2 separate regions of the Homo sapiens genome follow, and region 2 is linked to region 1. The links are chromatin loops, found by intact Hi-C in ENCODE. Cell type or tissue: GM12878. All regions are shown on one strand.

Evidence for each region. Hi-C counts contacts between places; a loop is a spot of excess contacts. Peaks named below come from ENCODE experiments on the same cell type or tissue, not always from the same donor. Only the 100,000 strongest peaks of a DNase experiment are listed, where the experiment ranks them.
Region 2: a loop joins it to region 1, with 2.8 times the contacts of the local background. A loop is called at or near these places in 5 of 110 quality-filtered maps.

What each region holds. Positions count from the first base shown.
Region 1 is chr5:95,080,568-95,083,067 of GRCh38, reverse strand. The region is part of intron 1 of MCTP1 (multiple C2 and transmembrane domain containing 1); the gene reads left to right. Among named protein-coding and RNA genes, the nearest start is that of MCTP1-AS1, 100 kb to the right of the region's middle. In GM12878, no CTCF peak of the experiment used is centred here; a DNase peak (open chromatin) is centred at 1,397; H3K4me3 peaks cover 1,377 bases; H3K27ac peaks cover 1,774 bases.
Region 2 is chr5:95,237,895-95,240,394 of GRCh38, reverse strand. The region is part of intron 1 of MCTP1 (multiple C2 and transmembrane domain containing 1); the gene reads left to right. All of the region lies in intron 6 of LOC105379085 (a long non-coding RNA gene), which reads right to left. Among named protein-coding and RNA genes, the nearest start is that of MCTP1, 46 kb to the left of the region's middle. In GM12878, a CTCF peak has its summit at 1,232 (motif pointing right); a DNase peak (open chromatin) is centred at 1,249.

The DNA.
Region 1 (2,500 bases):
CTCGGGTTTCTTACATTCTTGTTAGAGACCACAGACTATAAATAGGTAAACAAATGAATAAAGAAGAACATTTCAAACTGTGATGTACTATAAAGGAAATAAAAAAGATCATCCGATAGAAAGTAATTGGAGAAGGTTACTTCAGGGGAGGTAGTCAGGGAAGACCTTCCTAAATGTTCTGAAAAGAGAATATTTGAACCACCACCTGAAGACTGAAAATGAGCCTTGAACCCTAGGCCTATGCTATTCAATATGGTAGCCACTAGCCATGTGTGGCTATTGAACACTTGCATATAGCTAGCTCAAGTGGAAATGTCACACAAGTGCAAAACATACACTAGATCTCCAACACTAGTACCAAAATGATAAAATATTTAATAATTTTATTATGATTACATATTGAAATGATGATGTTTTAGACATACTAGGGTAACCATTACTAAAATTAATGTTTCTTTACTTTTTTAATGTGACTACTAAAATATTTTAAATTACATATATGCTTCACCTTATATGTCTATTTAACAGCCCTGTTCTAGTTAGTTTCAGCCTACTTACTGTTATTAACATGGGCTTTTTCAGCTTTTTTTCCTTGATGAGGCTGATGGCAAGTGAATTTATGTAGTAGACTTTTCTCCAAGCATCTATGTCTATATTTATTGACTGAGGTATCTAAATATAATAATTCAATATTTGATCAAGCTTAATACAGCTCAGTGTTAAGGGATAACATGTGGTGGAGAAAGCATGTAAAATTGCCACATTTACTAGAGGAGTTGTATCATTAGTCATGTTCCTTTAGAAGGGCTCACAGAACAGATAAAAGGGGACCCTGAGTTGGTGAGGTAGGCAGAGCTAGAAGCACAAGGTAATGACAGCGTAGGAAAGGATTTCTGTGGGAAACAGCAACAGCAAAGCACGAAGATCTATTTCCATTCTCTACTTAGTGAAGGAGATTCTATTGTGTTGTAAAGCATGCCACTTCTTGCATGTTAAAATGGAATTTTTTTCTACACATTGTTTTTATACCGATGGGAATGTTAGTGACTTTAGTGTTCCTTTTTTTTTTAGATGTCTTTCTGGGAGATGTTGGCAAGTTCTCACATCCTTAATAACATTAAATTAATTCACTGCAGAGAACAAGCAGAATAGTTTTCTTTGTGCAGTGTTGTTATTCTCATTTCCTGTTGTGGCTTTTGCCATGAGGAAGAGGTTGACTACTAACACTGCATGTTTGATTTAGCAGGTGAAGTTTTTAGTATTTAATGTGAGTATTTTAGAACCCCAGATATGATGTTTGTTATGTAATCTGTACTAACAGTTTTGCAATGGGAAACTCTTCCCTTACTGGTTTGAGAGTTGAGTCATATCCTGTGAATCTAAAGCTACGTTATTTAAACATCACGGGTTCTTCTTACTTTCATTCCAAGTCGCTGCTGTGCAGAGCAGCAAGTGCTCCGTGCAGGGCTGTTGCTATCACTTGGAGGTGAACAGCCTCTTTTGCCGGTATTCAGTGAAGAAAGCAAGTCTAAATATGCAGTTCTCTCACTGGAGTGAAAGATGTTTTGTTCATTTCTAATCAACTATGCTAGACAGCTGCAAGCTGAAAAGTGCCTGCAATTTGCCATTTATTTGTAATAAGGTAAGTAACATTTTGGTTTACTCACTGGATTGTGGTAGCCTTAAATTAATGTGGCAGTTTAGGTATATGATTGTTCCTTAGAAAAATGCCTTCTCACGGGGTATTGAAGGTTGCATTTGAGATTCTAATACAGATAATTTTTAATTTACAGTATAACCTACTTGTGAGATACATAGTGTAATACATTGATATTCCTTTTATGATCATTTTTTATGAAAAATATAGTGCCTGAGAAATGGAAACATTGTGGTAGCTTTATATTGGTTTGTTTTTTTTGTTTTGTTTTGTTTTCTTGAAGGATTTAGTAGTTACCAGGTTCTTAGTTTCTTATATTTCTTTTGCTACCCTCTGATCTCAGTTAAAGGTGAAACATATATCAGATTTATATGATTATCTTTGAATAATTATAGCTCAATCATTATATTTTTCAATTGAAATAAAAAGTAGTCTTAGTAATTATTAGAAAATTTAAAGTGGAAAATTAGTGAAAGCCTCTGGACCTTTCATATTTGGCTTTCTATTTAAGTGAAAGACTAGCATACTTAGAAACTTCTGATTATTCTGTTTGTTTTAAAATTGTATGAGTTTGTTTATCACTGCCTACTTTCTCACTTGCTGTTGGAGGCAGTCATACAAATTGCATGGCTAGAGAAACCTGTGGATAGAGAATGAATGAGAGGTTTATTTTTCAAATTCTTTAAGCTTGCTTAAAGCTAATTCAAAGGTTGGGTGACACAGGAATGTTGTCTTGGCTTCATATTGGTTGAAGCAATAACATCAAATCAGTGTTTAAAGTGGTATTGGGTATCCACAGAACTTTGCATACTCATATTTAAGGCCTTTAAATTCCTTTCAGCT
Region 2 (2,500 bases), 160 kb before region 1:
ACTTGCGTGTGAACACCAGGTTAGCATCATATCTAATCTATACTACTACATCTCTTATGTGTGCAAGGCATGATTCTCAAACTTAAGGTCAGTATCTGAATATCAGCTTTTAAATGCAGGTAAGCATTGTAGATATAACCTAAAATGAAAATAGCCTTATGTTATTTTTATGTCAAATGTTGAATTCCAAAAAATTAAATAGAAATAGGCAAATTGTACAAACATTAAGAGATACTGATTTCGCTAGTTAACTATATGAAGAACATTATATGTTTTCAATACATATACAGTTATAAAAATTATGAAATTTGTATGTAAATAAATATATATTATAAAAGTTTAAATGCCAATGCAAAGAATAATAATACAGATGAGATCATAGTATATTTCCAACCTTTGTAGAATCGTTAACCCATATAGAAAACTTTATGACTCAAAATTTCATGAGGAGGAAAAATTGGATAAAAATGTGTAATAACATATGTAAGAAATCTTCAATTTGACATAATAAAAAAATTAAAAATGTGAAGAAGAAAATGTTAGAAAAAGTGTGAGGAGAGAGATACAGTGGTATAATAAAATGAAGAGCCTCATAGGAAGAGAGATCATCTGTCCTAATCAACTATCAAAAGCAAGTGACCCTCACCTCTTTCCACCCTCTCAGTCCTTTAGAAATTAGAAAAGCAAAGAAGAGAGTAGTAAACATGTACCCAGGAGTTTCTGTAACTTAATACTGGAAAATACCTATATCAAGAGAAAATAATTAGCAAAGTCATTGAACATCTTTAACCCAAGCCAGGTAGCCTCTGAATTAAGACATTTAGTCTTCAATTACAGACCTCTAGGAATGACTCCTGTTTCTGTTTTGTTTGATTTTCACAAGTCTTATAATTCATCCCCAGAACTAGACTCATCAGATATGTCTGGTGGCAACATCTTTAATTAAACTCTTTATTAAAATCTACAGCTGTCAAAATAAATAAACCTTAAAGCACAGAAATAAATTTGAGAGGGCTTTTCCATTAAGGCATTACCTGGAAGAGATTTTTCCAGAAAATTGAGTGCTCGGACAATGATCACTGTCATAATTTGGGCTAATTGTGGTCATAGAAAGTTTAGGAACTTGAAAACCCCCAAAGCCTAAACTGATTTAAGACTGCCTATTCTGTTTCTGCGCGTCTTCAGGAGATTTCTCCAGGGTGCTTAGATGTGCATCATAACATTTTCAGAATTTTGCCACTGGAGGGCTCAATGGCCTTTTTAATGTTTCTTCTACGAGACCAAATGTTACGTTTGTGTAACAGTGAGATGTGAGACCAAGTTTTTTCTCCCCTTTTTGAGAAAATCTGTTTTGGGTGGTACAGTTAGATGCATGATAGCCAAAAAGCTTTTGTAAATTCCCTGAAAGATGGAAATTTGTCATAGCTACATGTATACTGAAATCAAAAAGGATGCCATTCATCTCTCCCCAGAGAATACAAGGGAATTGAGATTATACCGAGCAAGGCTTGTGCTGAGTTAGATGTGCTGCATATACGCGGTGTGCTTGTGTATGTATGCTGGTGGCAGTGTGGAAGGTGGTGGAATAGTGAGGGCTTAGGGGTCTGTAGTCATCCAGGAATTGTATGATTAATGTAGTTGGTATGAGAATGAGAATAATTTTAAGGACTAATTGGAAGAATATGAGGCTTGGTATCAGGCGACTAGTGATCATGCATTGTTCCAGGATTCCTGCTGCATGTTCGGTTATAAAGGTTGTGACGGCAGTTCTGCTTTTCCTGAATGAGCTATGTGTGCCTGTGGTCCAACCTCTCTGAGGCTGGTCCTGGATCCTGGACTGAGCAAGTGAACTCTGATATGAGTGACACATTGATTTGGCATCTGCGTAATTTTTTGTGATGTTTAGGAGTAACAATGAGGTGTTATGAAAAAAGTTGGAAACAGTGTTAGCCCCCATGCAAAAGTATAAAATCAACATAAAGCAGAGAGATAGAAATATCAGAATGCCTCTCCCAGAATGTAGCAAAAACGCAATTCTATTACATTTGGTATATGATTAAGAGTTAACTATAAACTAACTGAAAGATTCACGTATTTAATGATTAATAATAATATACCAATCCAAAGACAGATGGCTGCTCAGACTGAAACCTCCTTGCAGGTAGCGGAGAGTCAGAGAAAGAAACTGTGGAGAGGCTGGCCTAAGAACTGCCCAAGGAGACCGGCATGGGAACGTCAATTCTTGTGACTTTCTCACATGGCGATGGATGTTTGTTTCTTCTAAAATTTTGAATCACTAACAAATTTCCCTTGTTCCGATTTCATGCTGCTTCTGCTACATTTGGTTTATGAGTTGGCCTTTCATAGATTTGCTACTGCAGAGAATGTACTGGTCATATCAATGTGAATATTCAGATCCATATGTCAGTTATGGTTTGCAGATTGGCCCAGCATCTCGTGTGGCATGCTGAAGGAATCAGGCTCTGTCTTAGCAGAGTCA